Linked DNA regions of Homo sapiens: region 1 is linked to region 2. Evidence: read pairs that join two places in POLR2A ChIA-PET (ENCODE). Cell type or tissue: CD4-positive, alpha-beta T cell. All regions are shown on one strand. Each heading gives the region's core, and the rest is flanking DNA. Links, peaks and the distances in the headings are about the cores only.

The links. ChIA-PET counts read pairs that join two places held together with the same protein. Peaks named below come from ENCODE experiments on the same cell type or tissue, not always from the same donor. Only the 100,000 strongest peaks of a DNase experiment are listed, where the experiment ranks them.
Region 1: POLR2A ChIA-PET joins it to region 2 with 15 read pairs; 21 of 35 experiments call an interaction of 5 or more read pairs at or near these places.

What each region holds. Positions count from the first base shown.
Region 1 is chr14:24,079,446-24,083,820 of GRCh38, forward strand. It overlaps NRL (neural retina leucine zipper), which reads right to left. Exons shown (of 3, transcript NM_001354768.3): 2 at 3,023-3,430; 3 at 1-2,123. The coding sequence starts at 3,403. The coding sequence ends at 1,791. Among named protein-coding and RNA genes, the nearest start is that of CPNE6, 10 kb to the left of the region's middle. RefSeq lists enhancers at 1,325-1,374, 2,807-3,721 and silencers at 1,685-2,004, 2,215-2,384. In CD4-positive, alpha-beta T cell, for the core only: no CTCF peak of the experiment used is centred there; DNase peaks (open chromatin) are centred at 1,736 and 2,066; H3K4me3 peaks cover 1,466 bases; H3K27ac peaks cover 430 bases.
Region 2 is chr14:24,159,198-24,163,550 of GRCh38, forward strand. RNF31 (ring finger protein 31) reads left to right here. Exons shown (of 21, transcript NM_017999.5): 19 at 667-763; 20 at 1,042-1,210; 21 at 1,323-1,458. The coding sequence ends at 1,376. IRF9 (interferon regulatory factor 9) reads left to right here and starts at 2,068. Exons shown (of 9, transcript NM_006084.5): 1 at 2,068-2,141; 2 at 2,947-3,127; 3 at 3,769-3,952; 4 at 4,181-4,311. The coding sequence starts at 2,948. RefSeq lists enhancers at 1,795-2,184, 3,174-3,233. In CD4-positive, alpha-beta T cell, for the core only: CTCF peaks have their summits at 1,977 (motif pointing left) and 2,178; DNase peaks (open chromatin) are centred at 1,974 and 2,454; H3K4me3 peaks cover 2,154 bases; H3K27ac peaks cover 3,135 bases.

The DNA.
Region 1 (4,375 bases), core at 64-4,063, 80 kb before region 2:
TCAGAGAGAGAATCCAGAGCCAGAGAGGATGGCCAGTGGCCAATGGTGGGGAAGGGAGAGGAGACGAGAGAAATTCTGAGAGCGATGGAGGAGAGGACTCCCATTGCAGGCTCCTAAGCGGAGGAGGGATGAGCTGGGATAGAGGAGGGGAAAGAGGGAGCAAGAACTGTGATGGGAAGAGAAGAGACAGCTGGGGAGGGGGTGGAGAGAGGGGGTAGAAAGGAAGAGGGACATATGGGAGCCTCTTCCCCCATGCCCGAAAGCTTCTCCCATTTATTATGTCCGGTAGAGGACAGATGACAGTAACTCGTGAGGCGGCTGCTCCCAGCACAACGCCTGTGCTCTGCCCAGAGGCCCCATCTGCCCTCCCCTTAGCCTGCTGAACTGGAGGACTGGGTTACCATGGAAACTGTGAGACCTGGATAGCCACTGACAGGCCGAGCTGGGCCACTGAGGCTTCTGAGTTTGGTGGTGGTGGTGGTGAGAGGGGGAGGATCCATCTGTTCCAATGCCTGCCCCTCCACCCCATTTCCATTGGCTCTCCATAACAGATGTGCCACCCAGCTCCAGGTGGGGACTTCCCTTTTTCTTGCTCTCTCTCTCTCTCCCTCTCTCTCCCTCTCCCACACACAGACACACAAACAGTAGCCTGAAGCAGGGATAAAGAATGAACACTTCTTAAATTGCAAGAACATTTAGCTTATTGCATTAGAATTCTGCCTGGACTTCAAGTTTAATTCACAAAAGCTGCACTCTCTCAGCAAATTGTCATCCCAGGAGAAGTCTCACCTCAGCCCTCAGAGAGGTGGGAGGTGGCAGGAGCACCCTGTGCAGGTCTGGAGGCCCAGACAGCCTGGAGGGAGCTGCCGAGGACCCACGTATGTGCTCACAGAGAAGCCAGGCTTCCTCGCCTGGGCTGTGCATCCCCTGCCTAGGCTGCAGCTGGGAAACTGCAGCAGGATAGGAGGTGCCTTTGGCGAGATTGTCTTGGGGACTTCTTGGGGAGACCACCGGGACTTCCATACTGGGGAGATGCCAGAACTGGAAAGGGAGCAGAAGTCGTCCAATCCACATGAGAATTAGATGAAGTAACACAAGTCCAGGAAGCAACTGATTTGCTCAGGGTGACAGGGGGATCCCATGGAAGAGCTGGGACTAGGACCCAGGTTTCCAGACTTCTGCACACAGCTCTCTCCCAACCCACACCAACAACCCCCAGAGCTCACTCTTCAGGCCTTTGCTGCTCTGAGCCCTGAAGGCCACAGGGTTGGGCAGGGAAAAAGCATCTCGGATAGAGGTCCTAATCTATCTAGTTGTTGGATATTGAAATCTTGAAAATTCTGTAGTGCTAAAATGGGGAGGTTACAAGCTTCAGAATGAAAATACAGCCTCATTGCTAATTACAGCTTTAATGTGTTACAGGTTGAAAACCCTGAATTAAAAACTAAACTGAGGTGGGAGCTGCAACCCTCCTCCACCTCCCATTCACTGTGTCACCACACTTCCACCCCCCAGTGCCTGGCACTGGTCCCTGCAGAGCTCAGCGTGCTAGTCATGTGGGCTGGGTTTCTGTGTTCGTAAGGGGAGGGGACCCCTCTCCAGAAAATGACCAGCATCTAAATTCGGGCATGACTTGAGGACCCAAAAGCTTTGGGGATATTTGCGCGGTCATACAGGGCGTGGCTAGGACCAGAAGGCGCTCTGGTAACGATGCAGAGAACCGTGCAGCCGCCTCCTGGGCGGAGCCACCCCACCCAGCCCCCACTACACCACAAGGTGCTCTGAACGGCTCAGAGGAAGAGGTGGGAGGGGTCCCCGGACCCGGGGCCGCTCGAGGTTAGCCGGTCACAGCGAGCCTTGTAGAGATCGCGCTCCCGGGCCAGGCGGGCCACCTCGGCCCGCAGCGCGTCCAGCTGGGCGGCCAGGCGGGCGCGCTCGGCCTCCAGCCCGCGCCGCTGCTGCAGCCGCTTGGAGCGACAGGCCTGCGCGTAGCCGCGGTTCTTCAGCGTGCGGCGCCTCTGCTTCAGCCGCAGCGCCTCGTCGCGCCCGCAGCCCCGCAGCTGCCGGTTTAGCTCCCGCACAGACATCGAGACCAGCGCCGCGTCGGAAAACCGCTCTGCCAGCTGCGGAGGGAGAATGCAGAAACCGGGTCAGCGCCAGGTCGCACCCGGCTCTGCCCTGAGGGCCCGACGCTACCTGGCTCCGCCCCGGGACAGCCCCGCCCCGGCTCCCACCTTCACCGGAAGGCTCGCCCTTCCACGCAGTCTGTTTCGGTCCAGAGCCCGCCCCAGGCCCCGACGCTCCCCGGGCCCCCCAGCTGACCGTTGCTCCAGTCAGGCGGGCGCCCCACGGTGCAGGGCCGGCCACGGTCAGGCGAGCCCGTCGCGCACCTAAACCCCGGGCTCGTCTCTGGGATCCCCGGCATCCAGCTCCAGGCCCGGGTGTGTCCAGTGGACCCGCACCCAGACAGCCCCCAACCCTCCAACGCGCTGCGTTTCCCTGTCCTGAAGCCTGCAACCCGGTGACCCTCACAGGATTTGGATTACATCCTAATGCCCGCAACACCCCCATCTGTGTCTGTAATTAATAGGATGAGTCCCAATCCTTCCTGAGAAGGTTGGGGGCTGGGAAGCACGAAGTCTTGAAAAGGCCAATCTAAACCAGTCTTAACCCAGCTCCACTCCACACATAACCCTTTCCCTGGTTTCCACACACCATGTATCTGTTTACCCCCCGGAGTCGCCCACTCCCCAGCTCAATTCTTCCCTTTGGATTCTCTGCTAATCTTATCTTCTCCCTGCTCCTCCTGGTTCAGCCTACTCATTTCTCTCCATTTTAAGAAAAGGGGGAGAAGCAGAATGTAGTTTTCTCGATCTGATTGCTTTCAAGGGACCTTCTCCCCTTCTCCTGCCCTCTGTCCCCTGTCCCAGTCCATAACCCCCTCTGGGAGCTCCCCTTCCTCTCTTGGGCAGTCCTCCTTCCTTGCCCTGCCTCCCCTCAGGCCAGCTTGCTGACCACTCACCTGGACGTGCTGGGCTCCTGTCTCCTCTGGGCTCCCTGGGTAGTAGCCATGGGGCCCATCAACAGGGACTGGGCCCTGACCCTGCAGCAGCTCCATGGCCTCTTCAGGACTCAGCCCCAATGCCTCCCCAGCCCCCAGCTGCTGCTGCAGGGTAGCCAGCCAGTACAGCTCCTCCAGGCCTGGCCGGGTGCCCTCGGTTGCCCCCACCATGCCTGGTTCACTGAAGGTGGGTGAAGGAGGCACTGAGCTGTAAGGTGTGGAGCCCAGTGAGGCTGTAGGGGGGCCAGGTCGGCCCTCAGAGGGTTCCCGCTTTACCTCAAACTTCATCAAGTCAAAGTCATTGACATATTCCATGGCCAGGGGGCTGGGGGGCAGGGCCATTCTGGAGCTGGGCTGGGAGGAGTGCACCTGCAAAGAGGAGGAGAGGTCTGGAGCACATGGAGGCCACCTGCCATCCCCTCTTCACCAAGTCCCTCTTCCCTCAAAGCCCAAGTGCCCTGGAGCAAGAGTTTGGGAAAGCCAGAGGGATGGTGCAGCTCTGTTCACTGCAGAGTCCCCACCAGGCTGAAGAGTAACCTTTCAGAGGGCAGGGGCTCCTGACAGGGGACAAGCAGCTGAATTCCTGAAGGAGGAAGAGGACAGCACAGCCTCTCGCCCCACTGATGCCTCAGGATCTATGAAAAGCAAGAGCAGTATGGCAGTGCTCCCAACCCTAGTGCTGAGACATGCCGAGAGGTCTGTCATCTCAAGAGGCATCATTCCATTTCCAAGCCATTTTTTTAAATTGCTTAATTAACTGTGACAAAGTGAGTGTATATTTTAGGACAGTGGGAAGGCATGTATGCTGTGAATTTTAAGAGCCAAGGATAATGTGTTCTTATAGCTCTCTGTCTCTCAAAGCACTCAGGGAAGTGCCTTGCCTATAGAAGACCCTCAGTGTACATTTGTTCTATGGATTAATCAATCAATGAATCCCTTTTGTAGGGGCAAGAGGCTTTATATGGAAAAAAGAAAGGTCCTAGAATTAGTTCTAGAAAGATCAGAATCAACTGGCCACCATCTTTCCTCAAGGCCAGTCTCTCCAAGGGGAACAGACCAAGATTGATTTTCCTTCTATTCAGAACTTGTTACGTTGTGTGAACTTGGCAGATCACCTTCACCCTTCTGACCCGTTTTCCCTTCTGTTCAATGAGGGCAGTTAGACTTTGTAACATATACCAAAGAGTGTTCTCTAGAACACTGATTCTGAACAATACCTATGAAGAGGTCTGTGCTCAGATAACTTTGAGAAATGTTGCCTCCTATCCCTACCTCTTACAGATGCACATAGCACAAGAGCATATTAACCTGAGC
Region 2 (4,353 bases), core at 1-4,000:
TTAGCAAGGTGTGGTGGCAGGCACCTGTAATCCCACCTACTCGGGTGGCTGAGGCAGGAGAATCACTTGAACCCGGGAGGTGGAGATTGCAGTGAGCCAAGATTGCGCCATTGCACTCCAGTCCAGCCTGGGCAACAAGAGTGAAACTCCATCTCAAAAAAAAAAAAAAAAAAAACCAGAGGTAGCCAATAGCCAGGAGTGGTGGTGGCTCACACCCATAATCCCAGCACTTTGGGAGGCTAAGGCAAGAGGATTACTTGAGCCCAGGAGTTTGAGACCAGCCCAAACAACATAGTGAGACCCTGTCTCTATTTAAAAAATAAAAATAAAAAAAAGAGGTAAGATCTTCCGATAATAAGTTAACTAGTCAAGAGATAAATAACAACCAAAAAAAAAAAAAAAAAAAAAACACTATCTCAAGAGGGTATGTGTTTATGAGCCAAAAGCCAGCTTGGATAAAAGTAGGGACAAGGTCCCTGCCTCTGTATCAGATGGTCTGCCGTTGACGGCACCTCTGAGTACCCACCAGCACCACTGGGAAAGCAGGAGTTGCTGTGCTCGGTCCCTTCCTTGGAGGCTGCCTTCCCTGCCTTGTGGATATCCCAGTTCTGGAGCTTTGTGGTCATTGGCCTCCCAACAGAGGCTCCCTTCTTCCCTCACCTTTAGGCGGCTGCCGAGTGATAGAGCAGAAGGAGGTTCCCAATGGGCTCAGGGACGAAGCTTGTGGCAAGGAAACTCCAGCTGGCTATGCCGGCCTGTGCCAGTGAGTGCCAGCAGGACATGGGCATGGTGTTGGGCAGTGGGTAGAAGTGGTGAGGGCATGCCCAGGCAGTAAAATGGGTCCTTGGGAGCAGTAGGTCTTGCAGTGGGTGGGAGGGAGGAGGCTTTCTGGGCAAGGGCATGGGTAGATAGTAGCAGGCAGTGTGGGCACAGGTGGGTTGTTAATCTTGTTCGTCCAGGTGTCTCAGAGTCCAGCTATGTTAGACACACTCAGTTAATATTAGCCAACACAACAAATATTCTGCTCCCTTTTCTCCCCAGGGCACACTACAAAGAGTATCTTGTGAGCCTCATCAATGCCCACTCGCTGGACCCAGCCACCTTGTATGAGGTGGAAGAGCTGGAGACGGCCACTGAGCGCTACCTGCACGTACGCCCCCAGCCTTTGGCTGGAGAGGATCCCCCTGCTTACCAGGCCCGCTTGTTACAGGTATAGCCTCCACCCAGCCTCATCTCTTAACCCACCCTACAGAAGTCACCTGGTGCTGACTGTGTCTGAGCTCCAGGCTTCCAATATCATTACCTTCTCTCTCCTTCTGCAGAAGCTGACAGAAGAGGTACCCTTGGGACAGAGTATCCCCCGCAGGCGGAAGTAGCTGAGGGCAAGGGTCCCGATGAGGGTCCCATGGCCTGCTCCCTCAGGAACAGCTCCAGCACCAATAAAGAGGCATCTTACCACCCAGGCTTCTTGGTGGTCCTTCTTCCTGGTGCCACCATCTAGGGGCACCAGGGAAAGAGCGGGGTGAACAGAGCTTTGCTGAAAAGGGCCCCCTGCAACCTAGTGCCTGACCCTCCCTGGACTCAGGACCAGGAAGGAGTTGACACCCTGGATGGTCAAGGGAGGCCCTCCCCATCCAGCAGCCTGGCCTGGGCTTCCTCCCTCCCTGCCTCCTTTTTTCCTTTCATAGAATTTGACTGGTATTTGAAGTCACCCAATATGTATCAGGTGGGCACTGTGGGGGAATGCAGATGCACAGGTGTACACAGCAGTCCAGAGGTCCCAGGCCTGACTCCAGGAAACTGGCCTCCCTGGGGAAGCCACGGTGTCACCCAGAGGTCAGATAGAAGCAAGAGTATCTGAGGGAGGCAGGGGAATGAGCCAGGCTGGAGCTGAGCCAGCAGGGCAGGGCCCCCCTGCTGCGACAGTGGCATCCTGATAGTGAGATGCTCAGATGCTGCTGCCCTCTAGTGGCCGCCAGTTCCCTGCAACTCAGACCACGTGATTTCTGGGAAAAGGCCCTCCCTGGAGGAGAACTGAAACTTAGGGTGGGGACTGTAGAAAGGGGCGGAGAGATCAGCCGCCCAGCCAGGAGTTAAGCTGAGGTCGTCTGAGCCCTGCGACAGCCTGGACAGCAACTCAGGTAAGATCAGCCAAGGATGGGAGTCAGCCTGGGATCTAGGGCTAGAAAGTCCAGCCAGATTGAGGGCAGGGGGTCCTAGGGGTCGCTCTGTTAGACTGAGGGATAGACAGAAGATCTCTTAAGTCAGGAAGTGGGAGATTCAGCCTGAGAGTGAGACTGACAAGGGCCAGCTCCCCAGACCCTTGTAGGCAAAGGTCAGGAGGACCTACTGCTGGATTGTTCAAGGAAGAAGGCTCCTGGCCCCAGCCTCAGTGGACCATTTGTTTCCTTGCCATCTGGCCCTGCCCACTTCTGCTGCAGCTCCAACCCCACCCCTACTTCCTGCCCCACCTACTCCTGGGGCCGGCAGGGGGTGGGGGTCAGGCTAGGTTGTGTAGGCTGTGGGGCGGTGGGTGAAGAGCCTGATGGATCTCAGCAGAACCTACCTCTGCTGATGCTCGGGAATCTAGACAGGGCCTGTCACCAGGAACGATCACCAAAGGAATTCTTTTGTAAACAATACATCTCTGAAAAGTCCTAAAATTAAGACCAGTGCCCAAGGTTTCCTTCCAGGTATCACAGCTTAGAGTGCTAAAAACAATGTTTTGGGGGGTTTTGTTGTTGTTGTTGTTGTTTGTCACTGCTAGTGATGGCAGAAAGGAAACAATTCTGTCCCATAGAGTGTTGAAATGTGTTTGGAGCTAAAAGAAGATGGATGGGATCTCTGGGACCTGTTGCCAGAATCTAGTCTCAATGGCCAGGGTCTCAGGAGATGTTCCCTCCCAAAGTGTCAGTTCTGATGCATCCTGCTCCTATTATCCCCCAGGATGGCATCAGGCAGGGCACGCTGCACCCGAAAACTCCGGAACTGGGTGGTGGAGCAAGTGGAGAGTGGGCAGTTTCCCGGAGTGTGCTGGGATGATACAGCTAAGACCATGTTCCGGATTCCCTGGAAACATGCAGGCAAGCAGGACTTCCGGGAGGACCAGGATGCTGCCTTCTTCAAGGTGAAAGGGCCTGGAAACCACTGTTCCTCTGTGTGTGGGATGGTGTATACACACTGGTACACTCATCCTCGAGCACTTGCGTCTGCCTGGGTTTCAGATAAGGGACAGATTGGAGAGGAAAACTAGCTGCATCATTTGCAGAGTCCAGTACAAAATGAAAATGTGGAGGCCTTGTTCAAAAATTTTAGGGATATTGGCCAGGCACGGTGGCTCACGCCTGTAATCCCAGCACTTCGGGAGGCCAAGGTGGGTGGATCACGAGGTCAAGAGATCAAGACCAGCCTGGCCAACATGGTGAAACCCTGTCTCTACTAAAAATACAAAACTTAGCTGGGCCTAGCGGTGCATGCCTGTAGTCCCAGCTACTCGGGAGACTGAGGCAGGAGAATCGCTTGAACCAGGGAGGTGGAGTTGTAGTGAGTCGAGATCGCACCACTGCACTCCAGCCTGGTGACAGAGTGAGACTCTGTCTCAAAAAAAAAAAAAAAAAATTTCCAAGGATTTCAAGATGGCAACGCAGAGCACAGACCCTGCATAATCCCTTCTGAGCTCAGAGCTGCACGCCTGTAAAGCCAGTCCTATTGGAGGGGCAGGTGGAGCCTGTAACACACTGCCTCTTCTTCCCTTGCTTTCTTTCCTAGGCCTGGGCAATATTTAAGGGAAAGTATAAGGAGGGGGACACAGGAGGTCCAGCTGTCTGGAAGACTCGCCTGCGCTGTGCACTCAACAAGAGTTCTGAATTTAAGGAGGTTCCTGAGAGGGGCCGCATGGATGTTGCTGAGCCCTACAAGGTGTATCAGTTGCTGCCACCAGGAATCGTCTCTGGTGAGTTTCCCCTTGTCCAACCACTGCTAGACTCAGCAGACTGGGGAGGAAGGATAGATGTGCAGGCTTCCCCCAGGCTTATAGCTCTGCCCTGTCCATGCCCTTGGGGGGCTGCAACCCAGGTTTCCCTTCCTAGACCTGCCCATCCTTCACTGCCTCAGACCTCTCCTTCACCCTCTGTCCTTGCTCAAGACCCTGACCTTTCTCTGTCCCTCAACAATTCCACAGGCCAGCCAGGGACTCAGAAAGTACCATCAAAGCGACAGCACAGTTCTGTGTCCTCTGAGAGGAAGGAGGAAGAGGATGCCATGCAGAACTGCACACTCAGTCCCTCTGTGCTCCAGGACTCCCTCAATAATGTAAGAGATGGAGAGGGAACTGGGTGGGCCTAAGGGCAGGAC